Regions from separate parts of the Homo sapiens genome. Here region 1 is linked to region 2. Evidence: chromatin loops called from intact Hi-C (ENCODE). Cell type or tissue: mammary epithelial cell. All regions are shown on one strand. Each heading gives the region's core, and the rest is flanking DNA. Links, peaks and the distances in the headings are about the cores only.

Region 1 (8,336 bases), core at 202-8,201, 54 kb after region 2:
TCAAAATGTTAAAGATTATTTCATTTTCCTGAAATAAATCAATATAAACAGAGGGTTAGTAAACTGAAATGAATTCCAACCTGCTCTGTCATGAATGGAAAAACAAGTCTCACCTGGTTTGGATAGTTAATTTTGTTGTCAGAGCCATTTAGCTCAGGGCTACTTTTGTAACATTAAAGAAAGTCTCCTGCACTGCACAGACTCCACCTGTCCCCACCCAGCCCCCCAGAACTGCCCTTGACTTCATTTGCTCTGAAAGAAAAACAAAGGGAAGGAGGGCGAAGTTATTTTCTCTCAGCACGTAATAGAATATAAAGGGGCAGGGAGTGGGAGTCTAGGACAGTGTATGGCCCAGCTCTCCTAAAAGGAGAAGCCTGCACTAAGTTTCCCCTAGATCTAGTAATGCAGTTTTTAAAATGTAACATTTGTATGCTGGATCCAGGAACAAAATCGACCCACTGTTTAGAAGCACACATTTGTCTCAGCACTTTTGGACAGAGGAGGTTTGTCTGATTGGAAAGCGCACTGCCTTCCATAAACAGGCATTTACTTGCCATCAGATTCCTCCCTGTCATTTCGACTGGACACACAATTCTTTTTCATTTTCTAATCTAAACTGTCCTATGGTGTGGCTGACGGTAATTCAACAGCTGGGATGTTTTATGATAGAGATAGTTGGTACGCCATGCTAGGTAATGTGATCCTAAAATAGATTAAAGAGTGAAGCCTCCTTCAGCTCTCCTCTCTGGCTTACACATAAAACACAAACCTGGCTAATATATCTTATCAATTCCTAGACAATTAGGCCCCTTGCAAAAGTCAGCAAAAAGATCACTGTGTAAATATTTAAAACCACTTTTAGATATGCCAGAAGAAAGAACCACCTTGAAGAATTAATAAGGAATGGTCAACATGGTTATGACTTTTGTCTGTTCTTGATATTTTTCTTTTTTTTTTTTTTTTTTTTTGAAACAGGGCCTTGCTCTGTCACCCAGGTGGAAGTGCAGTGGCATGATCATGGCTCACTGCAGCCTTGACCTCGGGCTCAAGTGATCCTCCAACCTCAGCCTCCTGAATAGCTGGGACTACAGGTGCTGCCACCATGCCCAGCTAAAATGTTTCATTTTTTGTAGAGATGGGGTTTTCACCATGCTGCCCAGGCTGATCTCAAACTCCTGGCCTCAAGTGATCCTTCTGTCTCGGTCTCCCAAAGTGTTGAAATTACAGACACGAGCCACCGCATCCAGCCATGATTTTTTTTAATAAGAAGAAATATAAAGTAATTAATGCTTTCTGAAGCATTGTTGTAACGTTAATTCTGTTTACACAAATAACATGCTGTGTAAGCTTGACTTAAAACATTAACTGTGTCCCACATAAATTTTTATAGAAAAGTCTGTCGTTTCACAATAATCCTTCAAAACATTGCTTCAAAGGAACCTAGAAATGCTAGCCCACTTCGGGAGGGAGCAGAAACCAGCAGGGGTTGAGAATGGCCAGGGGTACAGTTTGAAGTCAGGGGAGGCAGAGAGTCTGGTGTCTGAAAGCTCATTAAAACAGAGATCCCTGGCCAGTGTGGTGGCTCACACCTGTAATCCCAACACTTTGGGAGGCCGAGGCAGGTGCATCACCTGAGCTCGGGAGTTCAAGACTAGCCTGGGCAACACGGTGTAACCTCGTCTCTACTAAAATACAAAAAATTAGCCGGGCTTGGTGATGCATGCCTATAATCCCAGCTACTCAGAAGGCTGAGGTGGGAGAATTGCATGAACCCAGGAGGCAGAAGTTGCAGTGAGCTGAGATGGTGCCACTGCACCCCAGCCTGGGCGACAAAGCAAGACTCCATCTCAAACAGACAAACAAAAAACAACAGAGATCCCAAGGAAAGAGGTTGGCAGATGACAAGCTGAAGGGAATCATGCTTAACTAATAGCTAACACAAATGGTGTGGGTAAAAATTTAATTTAACTAATTAGTTTATTTATTTTTTTGATACAGAGTCTCACTCTATCACCCAGGCTGGAGTGCAGTGGCGCGATCTCAGCTCACTGCAACCTCCACCTTCTGGGCTCAAGCGATTCTCCTGCCTCAGCCTCCCGTGTATCTGGGACCATAGGCATGTGCCACCACACCAGGCCAATTTCTGTATTTTTAGTAGAGATGGGGTTTCACCAAGTTGGCCAGGCTGGTCTCGAACTCCTGACCTCAGGTGATCCACCTGCCTCAGCCTCCCAAAGCGCTGGAATTACAGGCATGAGCCACCATGCCCAGCCTTGAAATTTTAATTTTAAACAAGTTTACCAACTGGAAGTGCTTATGAACATATGAAATATGTATTATCATCTTGATAAATATACTCACAGATCCAGTAATATATATATCATCAAGTCATTTAAATTTCTGTATTATGAGAATTTTTTTGCTTGTAAGTGAAAGAAATTCAATCAAACCAGCTTAAGCCACTAAAAAAGGGCAGGCAATATGGCAACTTTCTGAAATTTCCACTTGAAATTGCTGTGAAACTGAACCTGTTCTAAAAAATAAAGTTTATTTATGCAAGAAAGATGCCAAGGCTGGAAAAAAAAAATAAAGTCTACTTTAAAAAGGGGGTGACAGGCAGATCTGGGGGTAACTGACAGTGTGGATGGAATATTTTTGCCACCCAGATTCATTATTTAGAACAATCCAGATAAGGACTGCTCCTAAAACTATCCAAATGCATGAGATTTTGGTTGGACCTTCGTGATTTTTATCACAGATTAATTACGAGGATAATGCTTTATATATTCTTTTGTGGGGAAAAAAGATCTGTTATTGTACTGCTATGAGAGAATCACTAAAAAGTTCTTATATGAGTAAGGCAGTTAATCCTGATCCTAAAGATGAACATTCGGTAGTGGCATTTGTAAGAATATCCTTAGAAGGAAACTGAGTGTGGAACGTGGCAAAATTGATGATGGTAACCCTGGTGGAAACCAGTCTATTTTGACTTCTCTGTCAATTCATAGGCTTTGGAAAATATTTAGTACCCCCCAGGTACATTTTAAGGCATTTGAGAAGAGTCTTGAAGACTGCCAGATTCTCAGGCTGTTGGAATTTCATGAGCAAGAAGGAAAAATAAGTGAAAACAAAATGATATAAACTCTGGACCATGAAACAAGGATTTGGTTTTGTGGGACATTCAAATAAATATACAGGCAAACTATTTTTGCTGACATGTATAAAGTAAGCCTTCCTTTTAAGCCATTAGACAGAAGCAGATGTCAAAGATGAAATCAAAGAAGGTAGAATCTTGGGTTAGCTGAGCTCAGAGGGACCCCAGAAATCATCTCTCCAGCCTTGTCATCTTACAGTTAGAGACACCGGAGCCTAGAGAACCCAAGTGACTGGCCCAGCTGAGGCTCTTTCTTCCGTGCCACACTTCTCTTGAAATAAAACACACTGAAAGAGCGAGCAATTCCTAGAAACTCCTCCATGACTAGAGGGAAAAACAGAAGGAAGGGAAGGAGGAAAAGGAGATCCTTGCTCAAGGAGGGAGTTCCTCTTCCAGTGGCTCAGCCCAAAGTCCCTTTAATAAATTGTTCTTAAACTTCAGGCAGACATGTCTGTTCATCCCATCAGTTACTCCCAATTATTCATCATTAGTAACCAACGTTCTGTACCCAGTTAAAAATGAGACGGACTTGAATGGATAAAATGTGGTACATCTAGACAATGGCTTATTGTTTAGCACTAAAAAGAAATGAGCTATCAAGCCATGAAAAGACATGGAGAAAACCTCAATGGATATTATTAAGTGAAAGAAGACAACCAGGAAAGGCTACGTACTGACTTTCCGGAAAAGCCAAAATTATGGAGACAGTTAAAAGTATCGGTGGTTTCCAGGGGTTGGGGGAAGGCAAAGATGAATAGGCCTAGCACAGAGCGTTTTTAGGACATTGAAAATCCTTTGCATGATACTCTAATGATGGATACGTGTAATTATATACTTATCCAAACTCACAGACTATACAACACCAAGAGTGAACCCTAGTGTAAACTGTGGACTTTGGTGATAATGATGTGTCAATGTAGGTTCAGCAATTCTACTAATCGTTCCACTCTAGTGGGGACATCGACAATGGGAAGGCCGTGCATGTGTGGGTGAAGGGGGCATATGGAAAGTCTCTGTCCTTTCTCTTAACTTTGCTGAGAACCTAAAACTGCTCTTAAAAAAAGTCTTAAAGAAAGAATAAGACTATGAAAAAAATCAAGATTTTAAAAAATGAAGTGAGTTTCAGGATAGAATGCAAGGAAATGTTAGAAACGCACCTTATATATGCATATTAAAAGGAGTTAATTGGCTTTTAAAATATTAATCTTAATAAACTTATTGTCTTACTAAAAAGTTTATGAGACTATATAAGTACTAATCTAATAAACAATGCTCTATGACCTGAATATCCCAAATATTAGTTAGTAGGAGGATAGATGCCTGCAAGCATGAAAGAAAGATTTAGTTTTGGATTTTCTGTCAATTTCTCGAGTAACTTTGGGAATGTCACTGTACTTTAGTTGTAGCTTCTCAACCCATAAAAAAGGGTAATAAAATTACCCACTGAGGGAACCTCAAAGAAGTGTTCTTACGATTAATGAGTTGATGATGCTGACTTGGCTTACACACCTGAGATGAAAGGCTGTGTATAAAAATGTAATGCCATTGTTGTTATAATTCCTGTTATTGTTCATACACAAGCAAATATAGGTGCACACGTTAGTCACAGCTAAAGATTAGGCCACCCAAGAAAAAGAATGAGTGCCTTTATGAATTGTGATTTCATTTGCACTATTACGTTTTCAGCATTATTTTAGTTAGATATACACCCTAACTTGAGTTATTGTTATAACAAAATGATTTCAAAACCTGACTTCCTGGTAGGAGATGAGGAATATGTGGAATGTTCCAGTAGCCAGCACTGGGACCTTCATAGTGCCTCTTGGATCTCAGTTTCCAAGTCAGTAAAATCCAGTTGTAGGATTAGGTGATCTCTGACTTTTCTATTAGCGCTGAGAGTTTACAATTCTCTATCACTCCAGCAACCCTGAGGGCCAATCCTGCAGCTGATGAAAAATAGAAGCCCTAGGATGAGTACAGTGGCTCATGCCTGTAATCCCAGCACTTTGGGAGGCAGAAGTGGGCAGATTGCTTGAGCTCAGGAGTTTGAGACCAGCCTGGGTATCATGGTGAAACCCCATCTCTACAAAAAATATAAAGTTAGCCGGGCATGGTGGCATGCGCCTGTGGTCCCAGCTCCTTGGGAGGCTGAGGTGGAGGATTGCTTGAGCCCAAGAAGTTGAGGCTGCAGTGAGCCTTGATAGTGCCACTGCACTCCAGTCTGGGTGACAGAGTGAGAGCTTGTCTCAAAAAAAAAGAAAGAAAAGAGAGAGAGAAGGAAGGAAAGAATAAAGAAAGAAAGAGAGAGAGAAGGAAGGAAAGAATAAAGAAAGAGAGAGAGAAAGAAAGAAAGAAGGAAAGAAAGAAAGAAAGAGCAAGAAAGAAAAGAGAGAGAGAAAGAAAGAAAGGAAGGAAGGAAGAAAAAGAGAGAAAGGAAGGAAAAGAAAAGAGAAGTTGGGGAAGGTTGGTTTTAAAACTGAGCAGTACAGTGATGTTTTAATACAGCTGTGCTGTAATCTTCGTTCTGTTACTTTATATTACTTGTAGTCAGACTTCCTCATCTGCAAATGGAGCTCAGAGCTCAGTGACCCTTCAGAGGGTCATTGGGAGGATTACATGAAAGGCTTAGATAGTACCCGGCACATAGGAAATGCTCAACCAATGTCAGATTTTACCAGGCTCTGGAAGGACCTACGTAGCGTCAACTTCACTTGCTCTGGCACCTGTACAACATTCACCAAACACTCACAATGCTCCTAGCAGAGTGCCTCCCACCCAGTAAATGCTCAAGCTAAAGACAATTTTTTTCAAGAAAAGTTTGAATTGCTTATTAATTCAAATCATTGTGGGCTGCAAAGAGCCTGAAAAGTGTCCCCCCAAACTATGCAGAATGGCTTTTGCATGTGCTCATAGCTGAACCTGGTTCTGACCGTTCATTCATCCATTAATTCATTCACCCAAGCACTCATTTATTTATCACTTATTTATCTGGGTCCCTGTGATGCACTTTGTGTAGCGCTGAATGCCAAGAAACAATTTTGAACTGGACAAAATCCCTCAGGGATCTTGCATTCTAATGACATCTAAACTGCTTCTTCCATCTTCTCCGTCTCTGAATTCTCTTTGCTTGTTTCCTGTTGCAGCCAGGGACCTTTGAGGTGACAAAGCTCCCCAAATCGGTATTCATTTGGAAAGCGGAGAAGGCGCCTGTCCTTCTCTGTCGCACTGGCTTTGTATCTGTGACAGTATGCACTGTGCTTAATCATGACAGGTACCAACTATGTTTTTGGGTTTTCTTTGCCGGGCACTACACTAAATGCCTTGTTTTGTATTATCTCCTTTCATCCAACCCAGTGGGGTAAGTAGTAGGTATAATTATCAGCTCTTTTTGGCAGATGTGGAAACTGAGGCATAGGACGTTTAAAGCAACTTGCCCAAGTTACAGGGCCAGTAAATGTTTGAGCTGAGATGTGGAGGCTTCAAGTCAGAATTGCCTAGCTCTGTGTTTTCCCTATGTCTCACAAAGGTTTTAGTGAAATACTTGTTTTGGTTTCCACTTAGAGGCCCTCTTTGCCCCAGTCTTTCCTCCCCATCCCTTTAAGACTGACAGTCTCCATTGAGATGGTGCCAGACATAGATAAGAATGAAAGACTCGGTGCTATTCTAGGGACCGCTCCTCTCCTCCTCTCCAGGGCCTAAGACTTTTGTCCTGGGTCAAGCCTCTTGAGCATGGCTCTCTCTCCCTTGAGAAAAGGTTTTTCACCACGAAGTTCTCCAGCCCTTAATGCAAATTGACATGTGGCAGGCAGCTCCAGATCTGAGTATCTCTTCTGCCCTATATTGCAGAATTAGACAACATACCCACGTTGACCTTTTCTGCATGATCTGTTCTGGATATGACTAATATATGCAGTTGCTGAGACAAACAAATGATTCTGTTCACCCTCCCAAACCTAGGTGCCAAAGTAGCAGATTGCTAGTGGGCAGGGTGTGTCATCTCATTTACCCGCTCTTCCTAGAAGCACATACATATAGCGTTGCAGAGAGTTGCTTACAGAGTGGGAGAGGAAAATTGTTCTTATGTTAAGGAACAGGCTTAATAGTGCTTAGGCCAGCTCACTGCCTTGACATTGGGAGAGGGAGCCAGAGATCAGCTTCCTCATATCATCAATGAACACTGTTACAGTATATGATCTTTGCAAATTTATGTTTTGGTCAGCTAGGGCTGCTGGAACAAAATACCATAGACCGAGTGGCTTAAAGAACAGAAATCTATTTCTCACAGTTCTGAGGCTGGAAGTCTGAGATCAGGGTGCCAGTCTGAGATCAGGGTGCCAGCATGGTTGGGTTCTGGTGAGAGCTCTCCTTCTGGCTTGCAGATGGCTGCCTTCTCAATGTCTTTACATGGTAGTGACAGAACAAGTCCCCATCTCTTCCGCTTCTAATAAAGGCACTAATCCCATCAGAGGGGTCCCACTCCCATGACCTTATCTAAACCAAATCATCTCCCAAAGGCTCCACTTTCAAATTCCATCATATTGGGGGTTAGGGCTTCAACATATGAATATTGAGGGGACATAAATATTCAGTCCACACAATTTATAAAAGACCAGTCATAACTAAAGTCTTTTTCTGAGACTAAGTCTCGCTCTGTTGCCCAGGCTGGAGTGCAGTGGTCAGATCTCAGCTCACTGCCACCTCCACCTCCCAGGTTCAAGCAATTCTTGTGCTTCAGCCTCCCAGATAGCTGGGATTACAGGTGTGTACCACCACACCCAGCTAATTTTTTTGTATTTTTAGTAGAGATGGGGTTTCACCATTTTGGCCAGGCTGGTCTCCAACTCCTGACCTCAAGTGATCCACCCAATTCGGCCTCCCAAAGTTCTGGGATTACAGGCATGAGCCACCATGCCTGGCCACCAATTATAACTAAAGTTTAATAGGCATAAAAAGTGAAATCATAGTATCTATCCAACAAGAGGAAAGGGAGATGGGGAGATCATAGTAGAATGCACCAGAGGTGTCTGAATATGGGTTCCAGGTACCTAGGGACTAACTGAGAGAAACCAGGGAATGAGAACTCAATCCATTTATGAGGAAATGAATATTTTGGAGGGCATGGGCAAGTGCCTTTCTAATAAGATTTCTTAGTACCACACTTTTCAAACTGGGGGCCATATCC
Region 2 (8,336 bases), core at 46-8,045:
CCGTGAGAAAGAAATTTCTGTTATTTAAAAGGTACCCAGTTTATGGTATTTTATGACAGCAGCCCAGATGGACAAAGGCAGCCTTTTCTCATTTCAGCTCACTACGAGATCTCTTTAACAAAGAAATAAATTTGTTAACATGTTTTCCTATGTAGAATAATATGTTTTATATTTGTTTAAAGAAATGTTTAGTGGGCTCCATCTCCCTACCCTGCAGCCAACCCTGTTTCTCCCCCTGCTGCCGTACTGCAAAAGTAAACAGGATCCTCTGAGGTTCTGTCGAGACAGTAGCCACAAGCCACATGTGGTCTATTGAGCCCTGGAAATGCATGTAGCTCGAATTGAGATATGCTGTAAAATGCTCACAGGATTTCAAAAACTTGCTAAGAAAAAGAGAACGTAAAATATCTCATTCATAAAGTTTGTATATCGATTATGTGTTGAAATGATAATACTATGGTTCTATGAGGCAAAATAAAACAAGAATTCAAATTCATTTCATCTGTTCCTTTTTCCTTGTTTGATAGAATGACTAGAAAGTTTAAAATAATCCATGCTGCTCACATTCTATTCCAAAGGATAGCTCTTCTCTAAGGCACAGGCTGTACTTAGAGCTTCTCCTTTGTTGCTTTCTTCATAGATTAAGTTGCTATTATTGGGAGTTTAGGGAGGATTTGCGAGAAGGAGGGCTGACAGCTTCTTAGCAGGCCTGGTGTTAGACGAGACCCTAATGCTGAGGACTTAACTAGGCTAATCCGCTTGAGCTGGAATTTAGTGCCCTCTGTCATTAATAGAGTTAAGCTCTTTAGCGAGCTTTGGCCTTTGAAAACACTACCTGTCTTTTTGGATTGTATCTTAAGGAATGTAAGAAAGGAGTGGGTGCGCAATAGTCAAAGAACAAAACAAAACATATTCTCACTCTGTTTTGTCAAAGGATAGTGCAAGTTCGATGTTTCTAAATTTGTCTTGAGTTTACCTGGGTGGCAGGCCAAGAGCTATTTCATTGCTTGCCTTCATTTATAAAGGAAATGCCTATGACTGTGTGACCATAGTCCTCTCTTTTTATACTACAGTTGAAAGAGATGGAAAAGTACATTTGCTTTGGAGAGGCTGAGAGACAGAAAGAAGCCCTGCAGGGAATATCACATTACCTCTTCCAGCTGGGAAAAAGACAGCTGGCCCAAGATGGGATTTCAGCCCTGTTGTTAAATAAGCAAACAATCTAATCATGCCATAGAATAATAATAAAATGAAAGTGGAGAGACAAATCCAGGTCAACTCCCCACATTCAGCAGCTGCAGATACAGAGGCCCAGGGAGGCTGGGCCAGTTGAGGTCACTGAACTCCACTACAGGGGTAGCCGATATCTCTAAGTGGTAGAGTTGGGACACAGCTTCACAGATAATTAGTTCAGGGCTCTCAAACTGCTAAGTACATTAGAATCACCTGGAGAGTGTTAAAATCCCCATGCCCAAAACCGTCCTCCAGACCAGTGAAGTCATCAGTGGTTGGAAAGTTTCCCAGGTGATTCCAAATTGCAGCCAAGTTTGAGAACCACTGATCTAGGTCACTCCCCTTGTTTCTGCAGATACTGGGACCTAAAGAAGATGAGAGAATTTTGCTCAAGTTCCTAGAGCTAGTAAGTGTCTGAGCGGGGACAAACCTTTTCTTTTCTGACTCTCAATTTTGTCCTTTCCTTTCTCTGCTTTCTCAGTTCACTATTTTTTTAATTTGAGACAGAGTTTAGCTTTTGTCGCCCAGGCTGGAGTGCAATGGCGTAGTCTCGGCTCACTGCAACCTCCACCTCCCAGGTTCAAACGATTCTCCTGCGTCAGTCTCCCATGTAGCTGAGATTACAGGCACCTGCCACCATGCGCAGCTGATTTTTGTATTTTTAATAGATACAGGGTTTCACCATGTTGGCCAGGCTGGTCTCGAACTCCTGACCTCAGGAGACCCACCTGCCTTGGCCTCCCAAAGCACTGGGATTACAGGCGTGAGCCACTGCGCCTGGCCTCAGTTCACTATTCATACATGACATCACTTTGCCTTCCTCAGATATGTCCTTATTTCAGATCTTTGCAGAGGCATCTCCTTCTCATTAGCATCTCGGCTTCCATGCAACATTTCTTGAGAGAGGGTGCCCTGACCACCCATACCACCTCCCATATCAGAGCATCACTGTTTTTCTTTTGGGCACTTATCTCTGTCCAACATCATCCCATGTGTTGTCTGCTTTCCCCATTAGACCACATCTTGTTGGCCAGGGTCACAGTTCTCTTGCCAGCTCCTGCAATTGTCCCTGGCCTGTTGTAGTGGTCAGTAAATATTTGTGAAATAAAAGAATGTTGAATGGATTTTTAATAGTGACATTCTCCTAGATGGTTGTCTTCTAAGGGTATAATTTCAAGGGAAGTATACTTCCTATTATGTAAGTTGGAGAAAATATTATTTAATTTTGGGAAACATATTTTCCAGCTCAACTCTTCCAAATCACATCTGTTCCATCATGTGAGGCTCATCTGGGTGGACAATTTGAATTTACTTCAGCTGAAAAACTCCTAGGCTATTTAAAGGGACAACATTTTATCATGATCCAAAAATGGACTTTGATTAGACAATGGAGTGTGATTGGAATAAGAAAGTGCCATGTGACTAAATGGAAACATTTGCTGCCAGTGAAAATCAAATTATAATTGCTCTTCTTGCAGTTGGATGAATTAACAATGTGGCAATTAAAGAAAGCTTTCCAGGTGAATAATATTACATACATAAATTAACCAGGGCTGCAGGCTACACAATGATGGCCTTCAGTGTATTTGTGGGCCCTCATATTCATGAATTCTATAAAATGGCATAAAGGGACCCTAGGAATACTCAGAGGCCACAGCCAATTCTCAAATGTATTAATGGAAAGCTACAATAAACATGACCCCCATCCCATTCAATGGGGTGAATATATGTGGGGTTTAGAGCCTGGTTACTCAAAAGTGTTCTTCCTAGAGCAGCAGCATCAGCATCACCTTGAAGCCTTTTACACAGACAAAATTTCTGAGACCACGCTCCTGGCCTACTGAGCCAGAACATGCGCTTTAACAAGATCCCCAAGGGAATTCATATGCACGCACATTTGAGAAGAATCAGTCTAGATTTAGACTCTAGATCTCTGGACAAGTAGTTCTCAGTTGAAGATGGGGCACGATTTTGTCCCCAAGTGACACTTGACTGGAGACCTTTGATCATCACAACTGGGAATGGGCATGAAAGAGGGTGGAGGGTAGATGTTACTGGCATCTAGTAGGTAGAGGCCAGTGATGCTGCTCAATATCCTGCAATACACAAGACAGTCCCCCACCATAAAAGAATTACGCAGCATAAAAAGCCGGCCATACTGAGGCTGAAAACCCCTGCTCTAGACCAATAGACTCTGTTGTTTTAAATACTAACATTATGGGCAAAACCCAGTGGCTCAAGTCTGTAATCCCAGCACTTTGGGAGGCCAAAGTGGGAGGATCACTTGAGGCCAAGAATTTGAGACCAGCCTGGGCAACATAGCAAGACCCTGTCTCTACAAAAAAATTAAAAATCAGCTAGGTGTGGTGGCACACACCTGTAGTCCTGACTACTTGAGAGGCTGACGCGGGAGGATGACTTGAGCCAGTAGTTCCAGGCTGCAGTAAGCCAAGATCGCTCCATTGCACTCCAGCCTGGGCAACAGAGTGACAGCCTATCTCTATTAAGCAAATTATAGACTATAAGCATTGGCCAATGAGAACTAACTGCAGTATCCATAAAACTGAAACTTGAAAGATGAAATAATTTGAAAATCAGTAATAACTCAATAGCCATGCACATAACTGATGAGTGGCAAAAAAGAAAATCTATCTTGAGAAGCTAAGGATTTAATAGCAAAGATTTTTTTCTTTCTTTCTTCTTTTTTTTTTTTTTTTTTTTTTTTTGAGATGAGGTCTCACTCTGTCTCCCAGGCTGGAGTGCAGTGGTGTGATCATAGCTCACTGCAGACTTGAACTCCTGGGCTCAAGTGAAATTCTTCTGCCTTAGCCTTCTGAGTAGCTGGGACTAAAGGCATGAGCCATCACACCCAGCTGCAAAGATTTTTTTAAAAATAAACTAAACCCACTGTCATCAACCTCACCCTACTCGTCTCCTCCTGTCCTCTCTGCACCTTGCTCTGGTCAAAACATTGCTTCCTGCTTCCTGTAAACCTCCATGCCTTTGTGCAGTGTTTTCTCTGCCTGGAATGTCCTTTCCCCTCTCCTTCATCTGGCATATTTCTACCTCTTATAGCCCCAAAATGTCACTGGCTGCTGCTCTTCTGAGCACTGCCCCTTTCCCTCCTGGCCTCATTCCTCCCCTTTCAGCCTCCAGCATCTCTCACTATTGCACACACATTCCTGGGTGTCCATGTCTGTCCGTACCTGCCCTTTGCTTAAGAGCCTACCCTGGGGGAATTACCAGGACTGAATCCCACTCCAGAGTCTCTGTTCATTGGGCTGGGTGAGGCCTGGGCATTTGTATTTTCAAGCACCTAAGCCAGCGTTAAGAACCATTGTTCTCAGACAGAGGCCAGTCTCCTCAACTCAGGGAACTCTGAGGCTGCCCTAACCAGAGTCTCTATTTCAGAATCATTTCTCACCCTCAGCATCTTGACCTCTTTACTTCCTAGCCATATTCCCAAATGCTCCATTCACACACAAAACCAAAAGAACAACTGCAATAATTTTCCTTAATAACTTAAGTCTATTTGTTTAAATTTTGGAAAAGACAGGGAATGATGAAGCTGAAATTGATTCACCACTAATCCCAGAGCCAAGGGGTAACCACTGGCATATTTTAGTATTTCCTATCAGTACTGTCCTGGGGCATAGTCATCCATAAAGTCACACCCTGTCCTGCAGATGTGCCTCTCTTCATATGACTACTCCTCCTTGGAATGTCTGCCCCCACCTCCATCCCTTAGCAAGCTACTGGAAAGTCCTCCATGCCTTCACTCTAAGCGTCTTTTTCAACGTATTTTCCTGACTAATCTCAGGTAGATGGAATGTCTTCTCTCATATCTTCGTTTCTATAGGACTGTACATCCACCTTGATTTTGGTGCTGATTACAAGCTGAAAGTCTCCTGCAGGACTGTGAGATCTATGAGTGTAGGGATTCATGAATTTTTCTCATGCATGCTTTTTGGTTTGCATTTTAATCCCTGATGCATAGCACAGGGCCCGGCTGGAAGACAGCTGTAGTCAATGTTTATTGAATGTTGAATTTGCTTCCGCAATTGAATTAGAGAATAAGATATGCTCCTTGGTGAAGCCATTCTAGAGGGTGGCAGTTCAGCAATTGCTATGGCATATATATTTTAATCCCATATATATATATGTATTTTTTCTTTTTTTGAGGCAGAGTCTCACTCTGTCGCCCAGGCTGGAGTGCAGCGGCGCCATCTCGGCTCACTACAAGCTCCGCCTCCTGGGTTCATGCCATTCTCTTGCCTCAGCCTCCCGAGTAGCTGGGACCACAAGTGCCCGCCACCATACCCAGCTAATTTTTTTGTATTTTTAGTAGAGACGGGGTTTCACCGTGTTAGCCAGGATGGTCTTGATCTCCTGACCTCGTGATCCGTCCATCTCGGCCTCCCAAAGTGCTGGGATTACAGGCGTGAGCCACCACGCCCGGCCGGCCTACAAATATATTTTAATTTGGCTTTCTTCCTTTTTATGCTTAACATTATTCACCAGGCACAGTGGCTTATGCCTGTGATCTTTAGCACTTTGGGAGCTGAGGTGGGAGGATTGCTTGAGCTTAGGAGTTTGAGACTGGTCAAAATAGTGAGATCCCATGTCTAAAAAAATTTTTTTTTAATTAGCCAGGTATGGTGACACATGCCTGTAGTCCCAGCTATTTGGGAGGCTGAAATGGGAGGGTCGCTTGACCCCAAGTGGTCGAGGCTGCAGTGGGCTATGACTGCACTATTGCATTCCAGCCTGGGTGACAGAGCAAGACCCTGTCTCCCCCCCACAAAAAAAAAAAATTCACTGTTCTTTGCTTTTGCGTTACTAAACAATTCTATTTTGATTGAAATCAAAATGATAGCAAACAGGCATAGTGAGTTCTCTTTTATTCATGTGTTTTAGAATTAGGCTATATAAGAGATGGATGGATGGAGTTAAGGGGGCATGAGAGCAGCAGCTTTGCCCTTTAACAACAAGAACAAGGGCCAGGCACAGTGGCTCACGCCTGTAATCCCAGCATTTTGGCAGGCCAAGGCAGGCAGATTGCTTGAGGCCAGGAGTTTAAGATCAGCCCGGGTAACATGGCGAAACCCTGTCTCTACTAAAAATACAAAAATTAGCTGGGTGTAGTGGCAGGTGCCTATAATCCCAGCTACTTAGGAGGCTGAGGCATGAGAATTGCTTGAACCTGGGAGGCAGAGGTTGCAGTGAGCTGAGATCACACCATTGCACTCTAGCCTGGGTGACAGAGTGAGACGCTGTCTCAAGAAACAAACAAACAAACGCCTCCCCAAAACCCCAAGAACATACAGCTAGGGCCCTCCCAAGCCCCAGAGGGGACCTTTGAGCTCTTTGTGCTGAATAGACTTGGCTTTACCTGGGAATGATGCTTTACTCAGAGTATGCTTCTGTCTTAAAGGGGCTCCAACATTCACAGCAGAAACACCACAGAGGAACAAGAGGAGGACATATGAACTCTCGCATTAACAGTAACTGCATTAGTCCGTTCTCAGGCTGCTATAAAGAACTGCCTGAGACTGGGTAATTTATAAAGGAAAGAGGTTTAATCGACTTACAGTTCCTCATGGCTGGGGAGGCCTCAGGAAACTTACAATCATGGTGGAAGGGGAAGCAAACACATCCTTCTCCACGTGATGGCAGGAAGAAGTGCTGAGCAAAGGGGGAAAAGCCTCTTATAAAACCATCAGATCTCGTGAGAACAGGAGCATGGAGGTAATCGCCCCTGTGATTCAATTACTTCCCACCAGGTACCTCCCATGATACATGGGGATTATGGGAACTACAATTCAAGATGAGATTTGGGTGGGGACACAGCCAAATCATATCAGTTACTTTGTTCACAACTACCACAGTTATATGCATTTTCCCATTTATTATCTGGGGCATAAAGATCCCAAATAGCAATAGTGAAAATCAGTAGATTCTACATGAAAAATATCTACTATTTGAAATAAAATATTTAATCAACCTAAATTGTTAATATTCTTACATTCTTAAAAGGCTTGCCAGGTATAGTGGCTCATAACTGTAATCCCAGCTCTTTGGAAGGCTGAGGCAGGAGGATAGCTTGAGGCCAAGAAGTCCAAACAAGCCCAGGCAACATAGCGAGACTATCTCTACAAATAAAAATTAGCCGACATTGGCTGGGCATGGTGGCTCCCAGCACTTTGGGAGGCCGAGGCGGGCAGATCACGAGGTCAGGAGATCGAGACCATCCTGGCTAACACGGTGAAACCCTGTCTCTACTAAAAATACAAAAAATTAGCCGGGTGTGGTGGCAGGCGCCTGTGGTCTCAGCTACTCGGGAGGCTGAGGCAGGGGAATGGCACAAACCTGGGAGGCGGAGCTTGCAGTGAGCGGAGATCGCGCCACTGCACTCCAGCCTGGGCTACAGAGCCAGACTCCATCTCAATAAATAAATAAATAAATAAATAAATAAATAAATAAATAAATAAATAAATAAATAAAAATAAATTAGCCAACATTGGCTAATCTTAAAGATAGAGTCTCACTATCTCTACAAAAAGAGTCTTGCTGGGTGACACAGTGAGACCAGTGAGACTCTTTTTTTTTTTTTTTTTTTTTTTTTTGAGACAGGTTGTTGCTCTGTTGCCCAGGCTGGAGTGCAATGGCACAGTCTAGGCTTACAGCAGCCTTGACTTCCTGGGCTCACACGATACTCCCAGCTCAGCCTCCCAAGTAGCTGGGACTACAAGCATGTGTCACCATGCCCAGCTAATTTTTTGTATTTTTAATAGAGAAGGGGATTCGCCATATTGCCCAGGCTGGTATTAAGCTCCTGAGCTCAAGCAGTTTGCCCATCTTGGCTTCCCAAAATGATGGGATTACAGGCATGAGCCACTGAGCCTGGCCATGATTCTGTCTTTAAAAAAATAAATCAAATAAATAAAAGGCAAATGTTACCATGCCAGGGAAGTACAATAGGTAATTCAGAGCTTCAGAAAAGAAAAAAATGCTAAATTCTAAGCAAGGCAATGTCCTTACGTAAACTAATTATCGTTATTGACAATTAAGATAGCAAGACTGCCCCCTAAATCCTCCCTGAC

The links. Hi-C counts contacts between places; a loop is a spot of excess contacts. Peaks named below come from ENCODE experiments on the same cell type or tissue, not always from the same donor. Only the 100,000 strongest peaks of a DNase experiment are listed, where the experiment ranks them.
Region 1: a loop joins it to region 2, with 4 times the contacts of the local background. A loop is called at or near these places in 8 of 110 quality-filtered maps.

What each region holds. Positions count from the first base shown.
Region 1 is chr2:222,806,568-222,814,903 of GRCh38, forward strand. No RefSeq gene overlaps it. Among named protein-coding and RNA genes, the nearest start is that of ACSL3, 50 kb to the right of the region's middle. In mammary epithelial cell, for the core only: no CTCF peak of the experiment used is centred there; DNase peaks (open chromatin) are centred at 3,664 and 7,094; H3K27ac peaks cover 1,516 bases.
Region 2 is chr2:222,752,233-222,760,568 of GRCh38, forward strand. The region is part of intron 2 of LOC105373903 (a long non-coding RNA gene); the gene reads left to right. Among named protein-coding and RNA genes, the nearest start is that of MOGAT1, 85 kb to the left of the region's middle. In mammary epithelial cell, for the core only: no CTCF peak of the experiment used is centred there; DNase peaks (open chromatin) are centred at 1,509, 4,439 and 4,959; H3K27ac peaks cover 3,296 bases.